2 separate regions of the Homo sapiens genome follow, and region 2 is linked to region 1. Evidence: chromatin contacts called from ENCODE Hi-C or POLR2A ChIA-PET data. All regions are on one chromosome and are shown on one strand. Each heading gives the region's core, a stretch centred on a gene start or an enhancer-like site at or near the end of the contact. The rest is flanking DNA. Distances are from core to core; before and after follow the strand shown. Region 1 holds the start of STK35 (serine/threonine kinase 35). Region 2 overlaps GPCPD1 (glycerophosphocholine phosphodiesterase 1).

Region 1 (6,718 bases), core at 852-3,351:
CACACAAAAAATGGAAAGATATTTCATGTTCATGGATAGGAAGAATCAACATTGGTTAAAATGTCCATACTACCCAAAGCAATCTAAAGAGTCAATGCAATCCCTATCAAAATACCAATGACATTCTTCACAGAAATAGAAAAAAGGTTATGGTTAAAAAGACCTTCTGATCACCATTTTGCAACTGTAATAATTGTTTCAAGCAAGAATCACCATGAATTCTGAAACCAGTGGGTAAGAGTCTAAAGAAGAGGATATTTAAATAGTCTCAAAATATCTTCCCACAGAATACTTAATAGTTACAGAAGGAAAAATCGTAACTTTATGGTAGAGTGTAACTACTCCTACACCACCTCAACCAAATGATGGAAGTTAACACCACGAATACTGGGACAAACACAATGCCATGTGCCTCCTGATGAAAGGCCCTGAGGAGGCAACTTTTTTCAGCAGTAGTCCTGCCAAAAAATGCATACCCTCTCAGAATAGCAAGGGATGGGTTGGTGGGGGGTGGGGGAGGAGAGAAAAATGGATACTCTGAAACTAATAAGAAAACACAGATGAATAAAAATTTAGGGACATTCTACAATATAACTCGCCAGTATTCTTCAAAAATGTCAAGGTCATGAAAGACAAAGAAAGGCTGGATAACTAACTGCCCTTCCAGATTAAAAGAAACTAAAGAGGCATGACAACTCAGTGCAACGTCTGATCCTGAATTGGATCCTGGGGAATAGCTATAAAGGACATTATTGGGACCATTAGCAAAATTTAAATATGGATGGAGTGTATTAAATAAAACAATTGTATCATTGTTAAAATTCCTGATTTTTGACCACTGTACTGAGATTATGCCAGATAATGTCTTTTTTTTAAGGAAACACACACATATATTTAGGATAAAGGAGTTTGATGTTGGAAACTCTAAAATGATGTAGTAAAAAAGAATATATACATTATATATGTGTGTGTGTGAATATCTATATACCGTATACTGATTTCCTTTCTTTTGGGGTATATACCATATAGATATCCACACACAATATGTATTTGTGTGTATATATACACATACACGAGAGGATATGGATATGCAGCAAAATATAACAATTTGTTATTCTAGTGGAAAAGTATATGATCTTTACGATTCTTGAAATTTATGTGTAAATTTGAAATTTAATCACAAAAAAGTTAAGAGGTTTTCAGCGACCAAATACATTATAAGAAATGGCCTGTATCCAGTGAGCACTCTTTAGCTCATTCTTTTTCTCCATCACACTTACCACTGGCAAAAATTATCCTGTGCATTTATTTAATAATACTTAACATTGTGTGCAAGGCTGTCCTAAGTGCTTTACCTGTATAACCTCTGTGGATCTTCTTACAGGTAAGGAACAAATACACAAGAAGGTTGACTAACTTGCCCAAGGCCACCCATGTGGTTTGTCTCCTGCAGTGGCACAGAACCTCAACCAAGGCAGAAACTGCCTTGTCTATTGCTCTTTCCCCAGCGACTTGGAATGGTGCCTAGCACATTACGGGTGTTCAATAAACATCTGTAGATTCAGTTAACAAACACTGGGCACCCACTAGGCCTACACTGGAATACAAAATACAGAACAAAATATTCAAAAATCTGTGCCTAAATGGGAGCTTTGGGTACTAACAGCCCCACACCCAATTAGCCTCCATCTAGGTATTTCATTTGGGTCTATCATTCCTGGGAATTAAAGCCCATTCTATCCATTTTGCAGAGGATCATTAGATAAACGGATGCTCAGGGTGGGTCAATGATTTGCACAAGATCACTGGGCTGGTAGAAGGGAAGGTCGGGATTCCAACCCAGTCCCTGAGGTTCCCAGGACAGAGCTATGAATCAAACGACCAAGACAATCACCCAGTCAGTATTTATTAGGCGCCTACTGCGGACGGTTGGTCTTCACGCAGATCAGGCGAGAAGGGATAGTGATGCGCGGGCCGCTGCGGAGACCCGGAGCCCGCCGCGGATCACGGGAATTTCGCGCCTATTTTTTGTTGGCTGGGTGTTCTCGCCAGTGATTGGGTCCCGGCAAGGCGTGCCGGTGCGCTCGGCTGCGGCTGCTCCGTCGACCTTTGCAGGACCGGGCGGTGCAGGGCTCACTCGGCTGGCGTCCCGGGGGATGGGCCACCAGGAGTCTCCGCTGGCCCGGGCGCCGGCGGGAGGTGCAGCTTATGTAAAGAGGTTATGTAAAGGGCTCAGCTGGCGCGAACACGTGGAAAGCCACGGGAGCCTAGGAGCCCAGGCTTCCCCAGCGAGCGCCGCGGCAGCAGAAGGATCCGCTACACGCCGGGCTCGGGCCGCCACCTCCCGCGCTGCTCGGTCCCGGAGGCAGCCCGGGCCCGGAGCGGACCATCCCCAGGCAGGGGCTCCAGGGGGGAAACGGGCCGCCCGGAAGTGGAGGTGCGCGGGCCAGGTAAGGGCGCCGTTGGAGGACTGAAGGCCAGCGCCGAGGCTGGAGTTACTGCCACTGCCTCCGCGCTTGGGAAGGGAAATCGGGTCCTCGGCCAGTCGCACTCCGAGAAGCCGAACTTTTCAGCCAATCCCTTCTACCCGTCGCCCTCGGGGACTTGGGTCGGTCCGCTGGGCTCCGCTAGGGCTTAATTCAATGGACTGTTTACACCCGGGCGAACACAAGGCGGGGCGCGGGGAGGAGCGTCACAGAGGGGGCCAAGCAAAGAAAAATATTTCCGCCGGCCAAATCGCGTCTCTAAGCGGTTTTCAGAAGGCGTGAAGCTTGCTGGCTCTTCTTTTTCCTATCGCTACATGACAAGCTAACAGAGAGAGCGGAGAGTTTGTGCTTTTCTTTCCGGTTCCCCCTCTGAGCTGCTGCCCAGTGGTTCGGTCTTTCCCGCTTTCCCCTCCCCTCCCCCGTTCAATCAGCGGCGGTGGCTTCCGTCTTAAAGGGGCCGCGGCGGCCGGGGGAGGAGGAGGTGGGACGCCCCGCGGCCTACGCTCCTGGCCTCCCCGCCTTGGCCTGGCCGTTTAACCGATTCTTTCGCCCGCAGGTCACAATCCAAGGTCCGGCTCCTCCGCGTCCCAGGGCCGGACGGAGGGATGAGGCAGGGGGGGCCCGGGCAGCGCCGTTGCTGCTCCCCCCGCCGCCCGCAGCCATGGAAACGGGGAAGGACGGCGCCCGCAGAGGTACACAAAGCCCGGAGCGGAAAAGGCGAAGCCCAGTGCCGCGGGCGCCCAGCACGAAGCTGAGGCCGGCGGCGGCGGCCCGGGCCATGGATCCGGTGGCGGCCGAGGCCCCGGGCGAGGCCTTCCTGGCGCGGCGACGGCCTGAGGGCGGTGGCGGGTCCGCGCGGCCGCGTTACAGCCTGTTGGCGGAGATCGGGCGCGGCAGCTACGGCGTGGTTTATGAGGCAGTGGCCGGGCGCAGCGGGGCCCGGGTGGCGGTCAAGAAGATCCGCTGCGACGCCCCCGAGAACGTGGAGCTGGCGCTGGCTGAATTCTGGGCCCTCACCAGCCTCAAGCGGCGCCACCAGAACGTCGTGCAGTTTGAGGAGTGCGTCCTGCAGCGCAATGGGTTAGCCCAGCGCATGAGTCACGGCAACAAGAGCTCGCAGCTTTACCTGCGCCTGGTGGAGACCTCGCTGAAAGGTAGGAGCACCGCGGGCCTTTCCACCCACGCAGGGCCTGGACCCCCTGCTCTCCGGACGGCTTGGCCCACACTGTTCCTGGCCTTCCTAGGCCTCAGACCTGGTCCCTGTCACCCTGTGCCCTGACACACCCTCCTTTCCTGGGCCCAGGCATTCGGCCCTCTCTTCTCAGGTCCTAAGATCAGTCCCTGGGCCTAAAGTTGGCTGGTGTTTCCATAACAAGAGCTCGTTTAAGTGCTAACCATTAACTTAATAAGTGCTCAAGAATTGCGAGCTATGGTTATTAAACGTCTTCTATTTTTAAGATCGGTTGGGGGAGTGGAGGAGGGGTCGGGTTCAGTTAGTAGCAGAACTGCGGAGCCTCCTCACCCCCGAGGGCCTCTCTCTTTCCCTCCCAAAACAAACAAAAAGAAAAAACTTGACTGGACCCACCCACACCCTCTCCCTGTCTGGTTCCAAGTTTCCTGACACCCTCCAGCTCCAACCCCCAAACTCCTGTGGCTTCCTCGTCTGCCTTTTCCTCTGAGGCCCCCGGCCCTTCATCCCAGGCAGCCGAGCAAACTGACTGTCTTCTGGCTTGGTCCTCTGAGGGGTGCAGGCTGACAACCCTCACAGGTGGCCTGAGAGCTGTCACATAACAAAGCATCCGGCATCTTTTCCCTCCGTTTTACATTCTTAATCTTTTTCTTAACCTCAGAGGCTGGCTGGGAAGTGGTTTTACTTAAAAGGAAAATGGGGTACATTGAGGCAAGAGGTCTTGCAGTCCTGGAGGAACTAATTATCTTAGTTTCCGGGTTTTAACTGCAGTTAGGGAATGTATTCATCCTAACTACTCAGTACTCACAAGCCTTTTTCATACTACCAGTAGCTAAGTGTCTGCTTGGAGAGGAGAGAGGCGGTAGAAAGTTTGAGGAGACTTTCCGAGGCAGGAGGATCCAGGGGAAGAAAGTTTACTAATCCGAGTCCCAGCTGTGGTCTCAGTGCTGAAGTAATTTTTAGGTAATAACTTCAAAAGTAAATTCTATCCTTTTTCTATAAATAAACTAAGGCTTAGAAGTGAACAAATAACTTGATCAGGGTTAATCCGCTTGAAAGGGAAGTTAGACTGTACTCCTGGTTTCCTTACATTTCTCAGAGCTTAAGTGACGGGGATCCCAGATCTGTCTTGATTCGAGGCCTGGATCCTTTCGAAGGCGTAATGCTGTTCTCTGCACCCTGAGGATGAACTTTTTTAAGAGTGGGTAGGATTTGGGGTGAGTTTGGAGGGGGTGGTTTCCCAAAATCTTGTTACTTTTGCACAACTTAAAGATCCCCCAAGTCTTTCCCAAGAGAACGCTTTGTCCCATTGCAAGTCAGTTGTTTGACAGTGGAGTTGGAAACATGAATCAGTATCACCTAGAGTCCTTTAATTAGATGTCTAACTTTATAAAGTCCATCCGTGCCCCATCCATTCTGAGAAGCCTACCCTCTCCCCAGGGTGAGTGTTTTTGTTTTGAAAAGACTTCCAGCAGGGCACAATGGCTCACGACTGTAATCCCAGCACTTTGGGAGGCTGAGGTGGGAGGATGGCTTGAGCCCAGGAGTTTGGGAACAGCCTGGGCAACAAAGTGAGACCCTGGTCTCCACAAAAAATAGAAAAAAAAATAGCCGGACCTGATGGCACAGGCTTATAGTCCCAGCTACTTGAGAGGCAGAGGCAGGAGGATCAGTTGAGCCTGGGAGGTTGAGGCTACAGTGAGCCATTATCATGCAATGGCACTATAACCTGGGCGACTGAGCAAGACCCTGTCTCAAAAAAAAAAAAAAAAGACTCCCTAGGGGATTCGTTTATCTTACCTATATTCTAGGAGCGCATCACTTACTTTGAAGTCTTTCTATTCTCAGACTTCTCTTAGTCTTCTCCTTTACTGCCAATGAATGGTCTGGACTTCCTACTACAGGATTGCCTTGGGATGTAGGAATTTGCCTTGCCGAATGTTTATTCCTTGTGTCCTCAGTTCATTGACGCCAGTCTCGAACCTTCAACCTCAGCTTGAAGCTCTTGCTTACTCTCTCAACATATAAATACTATGTGGACTTTCCTCACCTGAAGAATTTGTCAAAATTCCAAAGTGACCCCATGGCAGCATAGCATAGTGGTTAGTACCATGGACTTTGGGGTTAGACCCTCTGGCTCATCCCAGGACTGACTGCACAAAACATGGAGCAAATTGTTTGAACCCTGTGAGGAGCATTCCTTTATTGTAAGATAGTGGGTATGTACCTATGACATTAGGTACATAGGGTCACTGTGCAAACTGTTAATGTCAGCAAGTGCTCCACATAGGGAGGAATTCACTGCCTTATATAAGTTCACACCATGTTCTGTACTCTTCTACCCTCACCCCCTTCAAGATTCACATTGTTCTTGCTCAAGTTTCCCAAACTTGTTTCATCATAGAACACACCTTGTTTTCTGTGTTGTCAGGCACACCAAGTTGACAGAAACACTGGTGTTTTCATCCTCCCTTTGTGAACTAAAACTGGGACCTAGAAAAATGAAATCTTTTGCTTTAGGCCGTACACTGGATTGGATTGGTCCCTTTCAGTTGTTTGGAGTCTTTAAAATATTTGAACCTCTACGGTGTTCAGGGCTCAGAGACAGAGCAGTGAAGAAAATATGTGTTGTTTCTGCTTATGAAAATGACATTCAAGCTGACTTGCAATGTGTGGATTTTTCAAGTAGTAAATAGGTAATCATTTTTGCTTCTTAAAATAGAGAACAGATACCAAAATTACTCCAGGTTAAACTTTGCTTATTCTGGATTCCAAAATTTAGGGGTCTTGATCTGTCCTGGGGCCTTGGGTTTACAGCATGCAAATACCACCCAGTAATGTTAAAGCTGGAAGGAATCGTAGAGATAACCTGGTTCAGCTCTCTCATTAAATAGAAAAGTCCTTTACAGTCACCCTTGGCCCTGCCTCCTAAAACTCAGAATGATTTTGAACAGGCCAAAAAGTGTGAATCTGCCTTGAAGTCTCAACTAAACCTAATGCTGAGTCCCTACTGTGGTATTTGAAGGGAAAGAAAAAAAGCAAA
Region 2 (6,839 bases), core at 3,096-5,595, 3.5 Mb after region 1:
TTAACAAAAATATTTTTAAAAATTTCTTCCCACAAGAATAAGTCTTAATGATTGTTTTCTTAAACAGTTACTGACATCACTCAGTTATACCAAGCACTGAAATTTAAATAAGACTATCCAATATGTAGATTGGAAGTTTGTTTTTTAACAAATCACCAAGCAAAATTATTAGCTAGCCATGTAATATCACTGCTTGCATATATCACAAATTTTTAAAACTTTTACTGATTGTTTTTCTTCCACAATTTTGAAAACAAACTGAATGTAAAAGGGGGTCTGAGGAATCAAGGCCACGTGCGGTGGCTCCTGCTTGTAATCCCAGCACTCTGGGAGGCTGTGGCGGGTGGATCACCTGAGGTCAGGAGTTTGAGACCAGCCTGGCTAACACGGCAAAACCCTGTCTCTACTAAAACAATATAAAAATTAGCCAGGCATAGTGGTTGCATGCCTGTAATCTCAGCTACTTGGAGGCTGAGGCAGAAGAATCACTTGAACCCAGGAGGCGGAGGTTGCAGTGAGCCGAGATCGTGCCACTGCACTCCAGCCTGGGCGACAGAACAAGACTCTGTCTCAAAAAAAAAAATCTCTATTTTTAGTACAACCAGTAAAAGAAACAGTCACCTAGGCATGAGTAAAGCAAAGGAAGCTAGGCCAACAGACTCTCTGAGAGTATTCAAATCTCAAGTTAACACCTGACAGTATTTACTATTCAGAAGAATTTTAGATACTAATAAACTATTGTACAAAATGACAAACTAGACTATTCTGAAAATAATTATCTATCGCAGGTGACTGATTGTCTTGTTAAAGGAAGGACTTAAAACTCAAGGGAGATCGAGGTCAAAATAAGATAGTTTGTAATGAATCTAATTATGAGTGAATGTTAGCAGCTATGAAAGTTAGAAACATAGATATGTGCTGAAAAATAAAGATGTATTTCTACAAAAATGAAGGAAAAATTTCAAAGGATACAATGAAAAACTGGCTAACATTTGACTATGAGGAAACATCCCTAATTCTACCCACAAGCAAAGAGGGGTGGATACAGAAAAAAAAAAGTTGAAATTACATGTTAATTCAGAAAGTATCTTTGGTGAAGATGTGACATCAGTGGACTACCTGCAGATTCATACCAATGTTTTCATTCCAGGAATACTCACTACTTTTGTGTGCTATGTTCAAATAAGATACTATTTTGTTTTGTCATCTGTGAAATTATTTTAAAATGTAACACATTAACACCTTATCTTAATTCACAAAGAGAACACGTCATTGTGAAAAACTGAGAAAAACGATTTCAGGACTCTTCTAAACTAAAAGGAATATGCCAGAAAAAGCAGTGCATGGAAGAAAAATGAATGGTAAAATTTCATTTACTCAATAAAATTTTGCAATGAAAGGATCTAAAAATCTGTAGTTCAAACCTTTTGTTTTATAGATGAGGAGGCTAAAGCCTAAAGGTCAACTGGCTTGTCCATAATCGCAAAACTTTTAGCTTTGGTTCCAAAACTGCCTGGGTAGATTACCTCCTAAAACTTTCAACACAGTAAAATTAACCTTTCTCCCATTTCAGCTTTTTAATGCTTTCATTATTTGTTTTCCTATCATTCTTTATATTCGTAACATTATGTATTCCAATAATTTACATCATTTCACAATTTAAGATGCCTTGCACATTACTTCTATTATTTGACAATGTACAACTAGACAAAGTTTCATAATACTTCTATTAAAAATGTTTTATTTAAAAAGCGCCACCAACTTTTTTAAAGTGTCACATTAAGCTGGCATGTGGAGAAAAAAACTGTAGCCATATGCATGGGATTTTATGTAGCTATTTACTCGATTCCATGAAAAACATACTTACCATGGCAGCCCCTGCATCACACGGTACATGTGTACACGATACAGAGCACCTACTTAAAGAAACACACTCACCAACACATACTGTAAACTTTTGCAAGTATTACAAGGAGAAAAACTTGTTTTTACTGTTAAGCAGACTTCTTGCCAATTTTTTCAAAAGGTATTTTGGACTGATCTGCTGCTTTTGGTAACATTTTCAATGAAGAGGATAAATACTTAGGTTGGCTTAATTTGACCTGTGTTGACAATAGTCTTACTTTAGAAAACTATGCCCAAAGAACTCATTATCATCTTTCTCATCCAAACTCCCCTAAGTAAAATTTAGTTGGTTTCACATATTACAAAGCTAAATTTCATATACCAGGATCCTCAGGTAAACTTTCCATATCTATGACCTATGTATCTACACACAATTGCTTAAGTTATACTAAAGAACTTTACCATGATGCATAACCCCATGCCAAATAAATGAGATGCCCTTTTCTTAAGTTAAAGTGAAACTATTGTCAAGAAAAGCCAACACAATGATCAACCACAATGTAATTTAAGTTCAATTACTGTGTATTCACAAAATATTCTTGGAACAAGAAACGTAATAGGTGCAAAAGACAGCTAAAGTGGGTTTGTCATTTTTTGTCATTTTGTCTCTTTTCTTTGTATAATGGTGGCTAAGAGCACGAGGTAACAGTGGCTGCTTGCATTTTTCACACGTAACAAAAACACTTAATGACTCCCAAAGGAAATACATTTTTTAACAAGAGCTAATCCATGATTTGTATCCTAGACCCCTGCCTAAACCCTTGTTCATATGCAGCCCAAGGGTGTCAAATGTAAAAGTCTGAAGGAAAAGAATCCTTTCAGCAAATAAGTATCTTTAGAATAAAAGGAAAATGATTAACTTTTTTTCTTTTCTGAATATGAAAACAATCCCAAAATAATGAATTGTGAACAGGCAAATTTAGAATAGATATGCCAAAGGCCTCCAGAAAAGATAGGGGTCTTATCAATAACATCTTTGAAAAAATCTAAAAGGAATCAATTAAATTTTGATCAGAGTTAACACAGCCACTAAGAGATGGCTGCTGTGAAATAATTTTTTTAATTACTCACTTAAAACAGGCTATATACTTCTCTAAATGTATTTACATCACATAAGGATTAAAAAACAAAACCAAAAGTAAAAGCTCTGCAAGTGGTTCCTAACTAGTTTACAAAAGTTACCGAAAATGCACACTTACAGAGAACACATTAAAACCAATTTCATAAGAATACTGCAGAACATACTTACTATGTCTTTTTAAAATTCCATGGCAGACATCATCTGCCTCTGAAGTGGCTACTTCCTTGGTTTTGGTAAATTTTATTAATCAAGAGTTCTATTCCTTATTTGACCAAAGCAAATGCATTTTACTTTGAACGTGTTCAAACTTAAGTGAGTTGCTTTTGAAGGAAGTGCTAAAGGAATTGGAAACTAGATAAAGAAAACATACCTTTGGTTCTAAAAAGTACCCTTTGAAGTAGCGATACTGAACTGATACTCCTCTACTGAGTACAATGGTTGCTTTCCATAGCATGCTGTGAAGAAAGAAAATTAAAAGCAGCAGCATCAATATCAAACTACAGTGCATAAAGACTTCTTAATTCACAAAACTCCTCAAATAAAACGTATGACCAATATCACTTATTTATTCCTACACAAAATTTTACAGGCCTACTCTGTAGCAGGCAATGGGAACACAGGGGTATATACTGCAGAAAGAGCCTTATCTTCAAAGAGCTTCCTTTGCTGTGTGGGTAGACAGAAAAATAACCAAAGAAGATAGACAGAACGAAGTTCTGGAGGAGGCTTTTAAAAGGAAGGAAGGTTTTAATGAGGAAGCGCTGTCTGAGCTCAGGTCTAAATGATGAGAAGGAACCAGCCATATAAAGAGCCAGGATAAGTTTCCAAACAGAAAATTCAAGTTGTACAAAAGTGGAAGCCAGAGTCAGAATCTTCTGTGACTTCCCACTTAGCGAGGGATGTTACATGGCTGATAAGAGACTTTGGGTCGCAGCTTTTGTGTCACAAATGAGAGATAAACATGAGTTACACTCCTATTCTTGACTATCCGTTATTCTAAGCTGTCCTACCCAGGCTCTGGCTATTCCTCAGACAAGCAGTCAGAACCTGTATCTTGTTTCAGGCCAATGTCTTTCTCTGAACTATGTTATTCTAACAGAAACTAAAGATTTGACTCAACAGCTGCCTTAAGGTCAAGAATTCACTACAATTCATTACTGTAACTGAGTTTTAGCTTCAAATAATAAACTAGTGCTATCCACAGCATGGTCCCAGACCATCATTAGTAGCTGGGAGCTTCTTAGAAATGCAAATTCTCAGGCCCTACCCAGACTTATTGAATTAGGAACTCTGGGGGTGGGGGCCCAGTAACCTGTATTTTAACAAGCCTCCAGGTAACTTTTTTTTTTTTGAGACGGAGTCTTGCTCTGTCACCCAGAGTGAAGTGCAGTGGCGCGATCTCAGCTCACTGCAAGCTCCGCCTCCCGGGTTCATGCTATTCTCCCACCTCAGCGTCCCCAGTAGCTGGGACTACAGGCACCCGCCACCACGCCTGGCTAACTTTGTTTTTTTATTTTTAGTAGAGACGGGTTTCACCGCATTAGCCAGGATGGTTTCGATCTCCTGACCTCATGATCCAACCGCCTCGGCCTCCCAAAGTGCTGGGATTACAGGCATGAGCCACCAGGCCCGGCCGCCTCCAGGTAACTTTTATAAACACTTTGAGAACCCCTGTCATAGACCATTAACCAAACGTTAATTCAGCATGAGTAGTTTAGCCCTACCTGGCTCTGCTAAGACAGGTTTTAGGGCATTGTCCTTACTCTGATACAAGCTTAGCTCCTAAAATAAATACAGATATAGCTCATTGTATTGCACTTTATTATACTTCACAGATACTGTGTTTTTTACAAATTGAAGGTCTGTGGCAAACTTGAGTCGAGCAAGTCTATCAGTGCCATTTTCCCAACAACATGTGCTTACTTCGTGTCTATGTCACAGTTTGGCAAATCTCATAATGTTTCAAACTTTTTTGTTATTATTATATCTGTTATGGTGATTGCATGCTACAGAAAAATCTTTCATGAAAGGAACAGTTAATCAATGTAGTAAACTTCACTGTCTTATTTTAAGAAATTGACACTGTCCTTCAACCTTCAGCAACCACGACTCTGATCAGTTAGCAGCCATCAACATTGAGACAAAACTCTCCACCAGCAAAAAGATTGCAATTCACTAAAGGCTCAAATGATTGTATCATTTTTTAGCAATAAAGTATTTTTTAATTAAGGTATGTACATTTTTAAAAATCACTGCTTTAAACAAACCAACATGGAACATGTATATATATGTAACAAACCTGCACGTTCTGCACATGTACCCTAGAACTTAAAGTATAATAATAAAAAATAAATAAATAATAAATAAGTAAAAATCACTGCTTTAAAGCAAGAATAGCAAATGCTGCCAGGCGTGGTGGCTCACGCCTGTAATCCCAACTCTTTGGGAGGCTGAGGTGGGCGGATCATGAGGTCAGGAGTTCAAGACCAGCCTGACCAACATTATGAAACCACATTTCTACAAAAAATATAAAAATTAGCCAGGCGAGATGGCACAAGCCTGTAATCCCAGCTACTCAGGAGGCTGAGGCAGGCGAATCACTTGAACCTGGGAGGCTGAGGTTGCAGTGAGCCCAGATCGCGCCACTGTACTCCAGCCTGGGTGACAGAGTGAGATTCCATCTCAAAACAAAAACAAAAACAAAAACAAAAAAAGAATAGCAAATGCTTGACACATGTTCCCTATTTTTCCCCAATAAGCCTCAGAATCCTTTTCAACAGAGGTTTCCAGGTGGACTCTTCCAATTAAGAATAGAAAGTTGCCATTTCTGCTACCCCAAAAAGAAAAAAAGGGGGGGGGACAAATTCCCAGTACTACCTCATCTCCAAAACAGCCAGTTGGAGCATGTGAAACTAGCCCCACTAGTGCAGAGTAGAATTACTAATAAGCTGTGAAAAACGTGCTGCCGCCTCTCCCTCAGCCATTATTTCTCAATCTCCAGGAGCAGGATCTAGGTATGTGTATTTTTTTTCAAGTCCTCCCAAGTGATTCTAATGCGATCCCTGGTAAAGAACCACTAAATGAAAACAAGAGATGAAGAAGGCAAAGCAGTGAGTCTTTTTACTCCACTTGTCTAAGCAAATGTGGCAAATTTAAGAATGAACCAGAACCCAGGCATAGTGGCTTATACCCAGCACGCTGGGAGGCTGAGGCGGGAGGGCAGCTTGAGCCAGGAGTTCACAAACAGCCTAGGTCTCAACACAGTGAAACCTCATCTCTATAAAAAAATTTTAATGAGCTGGGCATGATGGTGTACACCTAGCTACTCGAGAGGCTGAGGCAGGAAGATCACCGGAGCCCAGGAGTTTGAGGTTAGAGTGAACCGAAATCGTGTCATCGCACTCCAGCCTGTGTGACAGAATGAGACCCTGTCTAAAAAATTTTAAAAAAAGAATCAGAACTATTTGGTGAACTAAAGACAAAATAATCTGATGAAATTAAATCAAAACCAGGAAAGACGGGTAGTCATATGGTGGTTTAGTGCAGCTGCCTAATTCTGAATTGCCCTTATATCCTTTCCCAAAATACCATAAAATCTACAAGGAGGGCAAATGAAACCACAAGTGACCCACATCTTCAGCAGTATTAGGAAACAATACCATGACCTTCAAGTTTTCTCTAAGCAGAAAAAAATTCCAGGAGAGCTCTAGCTGCCATGAGCCTGTGGGTAGGGAGAGCTGGTAAGAGAAAGCTTAAGACGCTCCCTGAAAGACAGGGGCACAGCAGACTTAGATGCAGAGCACATTAAAATTCCAAAGAAACACAATTTTAAAACTCACGAATATTGTCTAAA

What was found. A loop is a pair of places that touch in the nucleus more often than their neighbours do. ChIA-PET counts read pairs that join two places held with the same protein, here RNA polymerase II (POLR2A). Pooled maps may share reads with other maps.
Region 2: a loop to region 1 is called in a pooled map, with 3 times the contacts of the local background. The contact joins the enhancer-like site here to the promoter of STK35 in region 1. A Hi-C loop is called at or near these places in 1 of 168 maps with a recorded cell type or tissue (ascending aorta) and 1 of 50 pooled maps. POLR2A ChIA-PET finds 5 or more read pairs at or near these places in 1 of 52 experiments (PC-9).

Annotation. Positions count from the first base shown.
Region 1 is chr20:2,099,726-2,106,443 of GRCh38, forward strand. STK35 (serine/threonine kinase 35) reads left to right here and starts at 2,102. Exons shown (of 4, transcript NM_080836.4): 1 at 2,102-2,450; 2 at 3,043-3,640. The coding sequence starts at 2,157. RefSeq lists silencers at 1,988-2,177, 2,278-2,567, 2,578-2,627, 2,918-3,447, 3,468-3,517 and an enhancer at 2,863-3,831.
Region 2 is chr20:5,589,971-5,596,809 of GRCh38, forward strand. It overlaps GPCPD1 (glycerophosphocholine phosphodiesterase 1), which reads right to left. Exons shown (of 20, transcript NM_019593.5): 4 at 3,357-3,441. Among named protein-coding and RNA genes, the nearest start is that of GPCPD1, 18 kb to the right of the region's middle. RefSeq lists a silencer at 3,253-3,547. Within about 2 kb of position 4,346, at least 5 of the 41 ENCODE cell types and tissues checked have a DNase peak (open chromatin) inside an H3K27ac peak, as active enhancers do.